Linked DNA regions of Homo sapiens: region 1 is linked to region 2. A link is an interaction called in ENCODE POLR2A ChIA-PET data of the cell type or tissue named here. Cell type or tissue: HepG2. All regions are shown on one strand.

Region 1 (5,000 bases), 59 kb after region 2:
ACTTCTCTTCAAAAAGTTGCCCTTTATTTTAACATTTTTTAAGTTTTATTTTTTTGAGCCAGGGTCGTGCTCTGTTGCCCACGCTGGAGTGCAGTTGCAATCATAGCTCGCTGCAGCCTCAAACTCCTGGGCTCAAGTGATCTTCCTGCCTCAGCCTCCCAAATACTGGGACTACAGGTGGGCGCCACCACACCCAGCCTCTGCCCTTTGTAAGTGAAGTCCCCCAGGCAGGTTGAACCTCTTACACCTTCTGCCCCTGCCTGATCCCCACTCCCTACCCCCCACCTCCCTGTCCCCTGTAATGAGAAAGGCAATAAGTTTTGGAGCTTTCTGGAGTTCCTGCCCCTCCTGAAAAGGTGGCTGCAGAGAGGCTGGAGCTGATGGGGAAAGAGGTGCCACGAGGCCTCCTCTGGGTTAGGGCCACACGGCTCCCAAGGCCCCCGTCTCCTTCTCTGGGGTGACAGGTGCCCCCAGGGCCACACGGCTCCCAAGGCCTCCGTCTCCCTCTCTGGGGTGACAGGTGCCCCCAGGGCCACACGGCTCCCAAGGCCTCCGTCTCCTTCTCTGGGATGACAGGTGCCCAGGGCCACACGGCTCCCAAGGCCCCCGTCCCCTTCTCTGGGGTGACAGGTGCCCCCTGTGTCCCAGAGGCTTCTGCTTGGCCACCAGTGAGGTCACCGGGCTGCCCAGACCAGGGCTGCTTCTGCCACCACATGGCAAGCAGAGAAGTAGAGAAGTGCCAAAAACCACGAGTGCTTGTCTGGTCCTTTTTTCCTGTTAAAAATAGAAGTCGGGGCTGGGTGCGGTGGCTGACACCTGTAATCCCAGCCCTTTCAGAGGCCGAGGCAGGTGGGTTGCCTGAGGTCAGGAGTTCGAGACCAGCCTGACCAAAATGGCGAAACCCCATCTCTACTAAAAATAAAAAAATTAGCTGGGTGTGGTGGTGTGTGCCTGTAATCCCAGATACTCAGGAGGCTGAGACTGTAGAATTGCTTGAACCTGGGAGGCGGAGGTTGCAGTTAGCCGGGATGGCACCACTGCACTCCAGCCTAGGCGACAGAGCTATACTCCGTCTCAAAAAAAAAAAAAAGAAAAAAAAGTAGAATTCGGTTGGGCTCAGTGGCTCATGCGTGTAATCCTAGCACTTTGGAAGGCCAAGGTGGGTGAATCACATGAGGTCAGGAGGTAGAGACCAGCATGGCCAACGTGACGAAACCCCCATCTCTACTAAAAATACAAAAATTAGCTGGGCGTGGTGGTGTGTGCCTGTAATCCCAGATGTTTGGGAGGCTGAGACACTAGAATTGCTTGAACCCGGGAGGCAGAGGTTGCAGTGAGTCGAGATGGCACCACTGCACTCCAGCCTAGGTGACAGAGTGATACCCTGTCTCAAAAAAAAAAAAAAAGCCAGCCGCTGTGGCTCACGCCTGTAATCCCAGCACTTTGGGAGGTCAAGGCGGGTGGATCACCTGAGGTCAGGAGATTGAGACCATCCTGGCTAACACGGTGAAACTCCATCTCTGCTAAAAATACAAAAAAATTAGCCGGGCCTGGTGGCAGGCGCCTGTAGTCCCAGCTACTCGGGAGGCTGAGGCAGGAGAATGGCGTGAACCCAGGAGGTGGAGCTTGCAGTGAGCCGAGATCACACCACTGCACTCCAGCCTGGGCAACAGAGCGAGACTCTGTCAGAGAAAAAAAAAAAAAAAACAGGTGATGCCTGTGCCACTGGACACACCTGCACACCATCCTCATGCTGATCACAAAAGAGGGTGAGGGGCCGGGCATGGTGGCTCATGCCTGGAATCCCAGCACTGGGGGAGGCCGAGGCGGGTGGATCACCTGAGGTCTGGAGTTCGAGACCAGCCTGACCAACATGGTGAAACCTCGTCTTTACTAAAAATACAAAAATTAGCTGGGCACGGTGGCGGGCGCCTGTAATCCGAGCTACTTGGGAGGCTGAGGCAGGAGAATAGCTTGAACCTGGGAGGCGGAGGCTGCAGTGAGCTGAGATTGCACCACTGCACCCCAGCCTGGGTGACAGAGCGAGGCTCTATCTCAAAAAATAAAATAAAAAATTTAAAACCAACAAAAAAGAGGGTGATGGCTGAGTGAGGAGTCCATGGTGGGCCCTACACAGGGCCCAGGAAGGACAGGGCGGGAAGCGTGAGCATCCTGCCCACCGCAGTGGGTCCGCCATGGAGAGCATGACCTTAGAGAAGCAAAGCCGCCTGGCTCGAAGCAGTGGCCGCCCTGCTGACAGCTGTAGTGGCCGGGTGGCACTCGGGCTGGGGTCCGGGGGAGTCTAGGTGGCCACCTGGCTGTGTGCCTGTGCCTGCCCAAGCTGGGCACCTTTCCCTGGCAGTGCCTGGGAAGCTCGGCCGCCCTCCCTGGCTGGTGCTGCTCTGCAGCCCCGCTCATGGACTCTTGCCCACGGCCTGCTCCTTGTAGCAGGGTCGGGCCGTGGGAGGTCCGGACAGGATCTTGAATGGCCCTGTCTGCGGTCCTGGCTGGCCGGAGGTTGACCGCACTGGACAGGTCAAGGGCCTTAAACCAGGGTAGTGAGGAGCCTGCTGAGCCCCTGCTGCTCCCCGGGCTGCCTTTGGCGCTCGGACAGACACCCAAGGACAGAAGCTCGGACAGCTTCTAAGGCGAAGGGTCTCCCGGGGCTGATTTCCCGGGACTCTGGCTCCTGCAGAGAGGGCTGGAGGCGGGGCTCTGTGTTCCAGGGTCAGAGTCCTCCTGGTGGAAGCTGAGGTGCCTGATTAAATGCCTCCCTTTCTAGGCAGCAGCCCAGACGCGGCACAGAGAGGGCCTGGGAGCTTGCTGCAGCTTCAGGTGAGTTTGTTCCCAAGCCCTGCGGCTCGTTTATGGGTTTGCTTGCGCTGCAGAACTGTTTGTGGAGCAGCAGGGTTGGAGTGCCCACGGCTGGGGGGCCTCTCGGAGCCCTTGATTCACAGAACCCCTGGAGGCCGGCAGCCCTGCCTGCCCTGAAGAGCCTCGTTCTCCCAGCCGTTTGGGCCGTGGTCCTGTCGTGGGAGGCGACGGTGAGGGCGGCCCGGGGTCCCGACAGGGGTGTTTGTCCCTTTGGGGACCTCCCCTGTGCTGTGGCCCCGGCCCCCAGATGGAGCTCCCCATCCCCACGGCAGCGCTGGGGCTGGGGCTGGTGAGGAGCCTGTGCACGGCCCCCACCGCTATCCTCAGCCAGGAGGGTGCCTGGTCCCTGGGGAGCGGCCTGCACCTGTTTCTGGAGAATGCTGTCCTGCCAGTTGTCATTTGGGGCGGGCGGTCGGAGTCCACGTCCTCCCCCAGGGCGGGGCCCTGGCCTTGTTTCTTGTAGGGACGATGGGAAGCCCTGTCCTCAGCCCTCCCACCCGACTCATGCAGGAGCTTCCTGTCCTTGGGGTCATCTCCTCCACAGGGGCCTTAGCGTCAGTGGGGACAAAGGCAGAGTTGCCTGTCTTCAGGTTGTGGGCACCGACTGAGCTTCGTCCCGGTAGTGGCTGGCTCTTGTTTCCTGCCTGGACCAGCAGCCTCTGGTCTGGTGGGTGCAGTTTTAGGGCGCAGTGGGGTTGCCGTGGGGCAAGGCCAGGCCACCAGCTGCCTGGACACAGGGGCCCCCGCTTTCCATCTGCTGCCCCCCACACCCCCAGCTCGGGCAGGGGTGACACCGGGGCATCCTTGTTGGGGTCGCTGTGGTTCCCATGGTGGCAAGATGGCTCTGTGAAAGATTGACGGAGATGTAGGGCCCAGGAGCAGGTGCTGTGTGAGTGGGACACGCCTGTGTCACCTGCGGGGCAGGGGAGGGCTCGGGGGTACAGCCGTGTACATGATTAGTTAGCGAGACAGTGAGGAGTGTATGCGGAGTGGACACAGCTGTGGGTGCCGCCCGCGCAAGGCTGGGGGTCGCTGTGCCAGCCCTGCTCCCATGTGGGCTCCCAGCTCCCCAGGTAGGGACGCTGACCCCGGGAGGTGCCTTTGCCTGCATCCACTGGAGCCTCAGGAGCATGCGTTCCGTCCCCACGGGTCACCCCCACTGAGCCCACCACCTACCGAGAGGCACCTCGAGACCCTGTCCTGCCACGGGTGGGCTGTCAAGGCCAGCACCAGAGACCCCCAGCAGACCTCAGTGGCCGCAGATGGAGCGGGGCGGCAATGGTCACCTCCGGGACTCAGCCCTGTGCTGAGCCCCGGGCAGTGTGATCATCCTGGCCCTTCTCGTGCACGTCCCCTGGCTGGATGCTCCTTGCTGCCCTCACGGGGTGTGTGTGTGGCATACAGGACAGGGACCGGCCAGTTGGCCCTGCTCATTAACCACTTGTCCCCACAGGGCAGTGGCGGCCTCACCTCTGCAATTCTCTGAGGCTGGATCTAGGCCACCGCCCCGTTTAAAACTAGGGCATCGGCTCCCAGGGAGGGCGGGGAGCTGCACAGTTGGACTTGTGGGGGTCAGGCATGGATCCACACAGCCCGGGGCCCTCCGCACCCTGCCCCTCCAGGGAGCCCAGAGGCGGGCGTGGCTGCAGCCTGGCTCTGTGGCAGTCATGAGTCACGGCCACTCTTGAGGCGCCGCCCTGAGAGTCAGCCCTGTGGTCACGGCTCCTGCTGGTTCCCATTCGCGAGCACCTGAAACAGCCTGGCCCACAGCAGAGGCCCGGGGGGCACATGCAGCTCACGGGAGCAGCACAGATGCTTGGCCGGCGGCAGGCCCTACAGGAGCAGCAGCGGCCCAGGGCATGTCCCTGGGGTCAGGGGTCAGAGTTCGGCATGCTCTGCGGGGGCCTCACCCTGCTGTCCCTCGGCCTGGCCTGGGCACACTCCTTGGTGACAGTGCCCCTGCACGCCCCCCCCCCCCCCCGGTTATTCAGACAGGGAGCCAGGATGGGAACCACGGACTGACCTGACCTGCGTCCTCGGGGCCACTGCACTGGGTGATTCACGTGTGCCCAGGCCCTGAGGTGGGCCGGACCTGGGAGTGGCAGGTGAGCGTTCCTCCCAAGAGC
Region 2 (5,000 bases):
AGCTGGGGAGAGGGTCTTCGAGCACAGCCGTGGTCGACAGAGCGTAACCATGTCCGCCGGTCTGGAGGGTTAGATTCCAGGAGAGCCACGTGGCTGCAGCAGAAAATGCATGAAGTTGAACTTGAGCCCTTGGGGGCCGCCGGGAAGGTGGAGGTGGCAGCCGCCAGTCCTGGTCAGCCTGCTGCCGAGCAAGGGTACCAGAAGTGGGGCTGAGCTGCTGGCCGGTAGGGCCTGGGCTTCTCATGTCAGTCCTCTGAGCCCTGACTCCTCGAAAGCTGAGGCTGGCACAGGGTAGTTTTTGAGTTGCTTTTGGACGCCACTGTACCGTGGGAGCCATGGTATTATACTCAGTTCCCTGTTCCGAGAAGCTGCCCCAGGGATTAGTCACCCTCACCCTTGGGTGGGCAGCTTAACTTCTGCCCACACAGACCCTGGGGGTGGTTCTGCCTTACGGCGGTGTCCCAGTTATCAGCTGGGCTGCAGCTTCTGGGGCCAGGGCGCCCACCGTGGGTCCCATGTTTGGCCTTGGTGTGCTCTTTCTGCACGTGAGGCAGCAGTGAGGTGCTGGCTAAGAGGGCGTGTGGTGGGAGTTGGACCCTCTCGCATGGCTGCAGTGTGCAGAACGTGCTGGGAGACCCCAGGACTACAGACGGTGGCTCCTGTGCCCTGAGAAGGACCCGGCTTCTTCACGAGGAGATGCCCAAGGCTCTGCAGGGTAACCCAGAGCCCTTGGTCTGCAACGTCCGGGGAACTGTGTGTTCCTGGGCGTTCATGTGCCTGTGCACTCTTTCTCACGTGTATCCGTCTTTTTGTTCCCCTCTCATGTTTGTTAGGGCATTGTTGATTGTTTATATCCTATGTATGGTGCAGTGGCTGAAGAGTGGCCTCTCAAAAGATATGTCCACCCAGCAGCTGTGGATGTGGCCTTATTTGGAAAAAGGGTCTTTGCGGATGTAGTTCATTAAGGATCTCAAGGTGATATCATGCTGGTTTGGGCCCTAAATCCAGTGACAGGTGTCCCTGGAAGACGGGAGAGACACACAGGGGGAAGACCATAGGAAGACAGGGCAGAGACTGACCAGAGCCAGGGAACTCCTGGGGCTCCCAGAAGCCAGCAGAGGCAAAGATGCATCCTCTCCGAGAGCCTTAGGCAGGAGCCAGCCCTGCTCACACCTTGGCTTTGGACTTCGGGCCTCCAGAACTGAGAGGATAAACTGGTGTTTCTTCACGCCCCGTGGTCTGTGCTAGTTCGTTATGGCAGCCCTGGGCAGGGAAACCTTGAGTGACGTTACTCGAGGCACCAAAGGCACCAGTGCATTTTATCCTTAAAGGCCCACGTGGTCTGAAGGGTGTGGCCGAGCCTCACGCTTGTCACTTCAGAAGGGTGGGAACCTGACATGTCAGAGCTAATCCTTCTCATATTTTTAGATCCTGATTTCTTTTTTAGAATGGAAGAAAGTTTTTTGACTTAAAAAAATGAATATGCTTCATGTTTTAGAGCAATTTTAGGTTTACAGAAAATGGAACATAGTGTAGAGCATTCCGGGATCACGTTACATGATTATTTGTTTTGTTTTGTTTGAGACGGTCTGCTCTATTACTCAGGCTGGAGTGTGGTGGTACAGTCTCGATCTTGGCTCACCACAACCTTCGCCTCCTGCGCTCAAGTGTTCTTCTTTCTCAGCCTTTCCAGTGGCTGGGACCACACTCAGTAACCACCACGCCCAGCTGATTTTTTGTATTTTTTTTTTGTAGAGATGGGGTTTCACCGTGTTGCCTAGGCTGCTCTCAAACTCCTGAGTTCAAGCGATCCACCCGTCTTGGCCTCCTAAAGTGCTGGTATTACAGGCGTGAGCCACCGCACCCAGCCTGATATGTTAGTATTAGCCAAAGTCCGTAGTTGAGGGTTCACTCTTGGTGGTGTGTATTCCGTGTTTTGACAGGTCCACGATTATAGTGTCACAGAGTCGATTCAGTGCCGGCTCATCCCTCACACCAGCCCCCACAACCACCGATCCTCCGTGTCTCCACAGCTCTGCCTCTTCCAGAACGCCACGGAGCTAGAACCATCTGGCATGCAGCCTTTTCAGATGCGCCTCTTTCCCTTAGTGAATACGCAGTTACCTCTCCTCCATGTCTTGCTTTGCTTTTTAAGGGTGGGATGTAATTTTCCACAAAGTGGAGTTCGATACTGTGAAACTTATGGAAAATTTGCTCTTTTAAAAAACAGCTTGCACATCATGTCATCTTAAAAAAAAAAAGTCTAATAAAGATATGAGTAGGGAGTATGTGTTCCATCCAGATACCCTATTCGGGGACCCTCCACTGGTAGTCTTCAGGTAAATAAACCTTTGATTGATTGGTTGATTGGTTGATTGATTGATATTCTGAATGGTTCCAGTCAGACCCATTTCTCTTTACTGGGAGCATCGCAGTGCTCACACCGGGGTGGTCGGGTAAAATGTGCAGTTAGTCATGGCCGAGCTAGTGGGTCTGCTGGCTCGCACTGTTTTCCCAGGGATCCTTTCAGCAGGCAGCTTATAACGGGAAAGTTGCTGCTATGGTGTCTGAGTAAGTGGGGAGAGTAGAAGGGGATGGACTGTGGCGCCGCTGAGTTCCTGGGCATGGTGATGTCTGAGGATCTGAGCAGGTGGAGCCCAGGGGGTGGTGGGGCTGTTTGTCGGGTTTCTGGAAGAGCGAAGGGAAAGTCAGGGAGTGTAAGGCGCATCTCACAGAATCGTCGGGCCGCGCTCTCTCCCGTCCTCCCTCCTTCTCCCACTACTGGCGATGTCTGGAGCAAAGAGCTGCCTTAGTGAAATGATAGTGAAATGTGTCTTTTGTGCAAACCATTATCAGCTTAGGAAGCCAAAAACAAAAGCCACTCTGTTTTCAGCCCTGACTGACTAACCGTTTTTTAAACCAGCAAGGACACTTCCTGAACTTTGCCTTCCCCTCCCTGGGCAACACCAGCAGGAGGTTTATTAGAGCGTGTCTGGGAGCAGGTTAAACTTTCTCCTAGGTGGTGATGTGCCTCCAGGTGAGCGCACAGGCTTTGCAGAAACCCCAGCATGACAAGCAAGTAGGAAGGTGACATTGTTGTTTGAGAAAAGCCAGTGACCCGGTTGGGACGGAGACACGATGGGGAGCCGGTCTCCAACAGCATGCCCTTCCTGAAGGTGTGTACAGAGCCAGGCCCAGCCTGTGAGGCCACCCGGGCCAGCATCTGAGGGTAAGAGGAGGCAGTAGTGTGCACTGTGCCCAGTATTCCTATTTCTGTGGTGGAGAGAGGCTCAGGGAAGAAGGAACTGTGACGGGGACAGTGTTGGCCCCACTTGAGTTACTGATGGCCCTGAACGGGCTTTTTCTCTGTCCGCTGGTGATTTAGGGGACTTGTTAATTAGTGAATGTAACGTTTCAACATAGCGACGTTTTCCAAGATGCACTTTGATTTTCAAGCGAGTTCATCTTAACATTGGTAATTTGTAAAAATGTTAAAAAGTTGGTAGCATAGACTTGATGGCTTCTGGGCAAGGCCAGGTCCTGGCTGGCTGGCAAATAAAATAAACTGCCGGGGCCGGTGTGAGCTGTTACTGCATTTTATCCAGGAGGCCGGGAGTGAGCAGGCACCGTGCTCTGAGGTACATTTTTGTCTCTGGAAAGGCAGGTGATGGCTGCCCTGGAAAACTCCATGTAGGGAGGCCTTGAACTGCAGAAACCAACCCGCAGGGCTGAATTGGGAAGTGAGCAGGTGGGGTGGCTCCTGTGAGCCTCATGAGCTGTCTGGAACCCCCAGGGCATCCAGCCGGCCAGGGGCTCTGAGTATCGATGGCGATGGCATGGAAGTGGACGTCCACAACCCCAGAGCAAATAAAGGGGTGGGTGCAGTCACCGAAGCCGCTGAGGAGTGGAACTGTTCATCTCTGTGGGATCTACAGTGCACGGAGCCACTCTGCAATGGCAGGGAGGCCCGGCTTACTTTATTTTTTATTTTTTAAATTGTTTTTTGAGATGGAGTCTCACTCTGTCACCCAGGCTGGAGTGCAGTGGTGCGATCTTGGCTCACTGCAACCTCCACCTCCCAGATTCAAGTGATTCCATGCCTCAGCCTCCTGAGTAGCTGGGATTACAGGCGCCCGCCACCACACCCAGCTAATTTTTGTATTTTTAGGAGAAACAGGGTTTCACCATATTGGCCAGGCTGGTCTCGAACTCCTGGCCTCAAGTGATTCACCCACCTTGGCCTCCCAAAGTGCTGGGATTACAGTGAGCCACTGCGTCTGGCCCTCAGGCTTACTTTAGAAATGAGAAGGTGAAGGTGGGTCCAGAGCGGAGCGTGTGAGTTCCAGGCTTGGCAGGGTGCCCTGGCATCCAGCTTACAGGGAGTCTGAGTTTGTGTAGAATCTGCCTCATTGTTCCTGTGTCCGTGGAGAATTCTTTCCATCCCAAACCATCCTGTCTAAGCTCTGAGGAGGCACAGGTGGCTCTAAGGCGGCACTGGCTTTTGCCTGCAGGGGCACCATCCTCAGCTACAGGTCTAACAGGAACTTGGTGAAATAAGCAGGCCCCACTGCCCGGACCTCCCTCCCTTCGTAGGACAGATGCTCTGCTCAGGGCTCCATGAGCTGTTTGAGAGAAGGTGTGGGTTTGTTCTTAGAAACATCATGCTTTCTGTTGGGGACTTAGGGTCCACACTGGCCAGGGAAGGGCATCGGGCATCTGTCAGAAGTACCAGTCCATTGACTTTTTAAAAGCTGGTCCAAGGTCAGGTGCGGTGGCTCATGTCTGTAATCCCAGCACTTTGGGAGGCTGAGGCAGGAGAATTGCTTGAACCCGGGAGGTGGAGTTTGCAGTGAGCCGAGATTGCGCCACTGCACTCCAGCCTGGGCGACAGAGCAAGACTCTGTCTCAAAAAAAAAAAAAAAAGAAAGAAAAAATTTTAGGCTGGGCATGGTGGCTCAGGCCTGTAATCCCAGCACTTTGGGAGGCCAAGGTGGGCAGAT

Evidence for each region. ChIA-PET counts read pairs that join two places held together with the same protein. Peaks named below come from ENCODE experiments on the same cell type or tissue, not always from the same donor. Only the 100,000 strongest peaks of a DNase experiment are listed, where the experiment ranks them.
Region 1: POLR2A ChIA-PET joins it to region 2 with 6 read pairs; 2 of 35 experiments call an interaction of 5 or more read pairs at or near these places.

Annotation. Positions count from the first base shown.
Region 1 is chr16:531,164-536,163 of GRCh38, forward strand. It overlaps CAPN15 (calpain 15), which reads left to right. Exons shown (of 14, transcript NM_005632.3): 2 at 2,783-2,835; 3 at 4,866-4,979. MIR5587 (microRNA 5587) reads left to right here and starts at 4,153; the gene lies at 4,153-4,205. In HepG2, a CTCF peak has its summit at 2,686; a DNase peak (open chromatin) is centred at 2,738; H3K4me3 peaks cover 1,277 bases.
Region 2 is chr16:471,870-476,869 of GRCh38, forward strand. The region is part of intron 3 of RAB11FIP3 (RAB11 family interacting protein 3); the gene reads left to right. Among named protein-coding and RNA genes, the nearest start is that of RAB11FIP3, 49 kb to the left of the region's middle. In HepG2, no CTCF peak of the experiment used is centred here; a DNase peak (open chromatin) is centred at 2,912; H3K4me3 peaks cover 2,671 bases.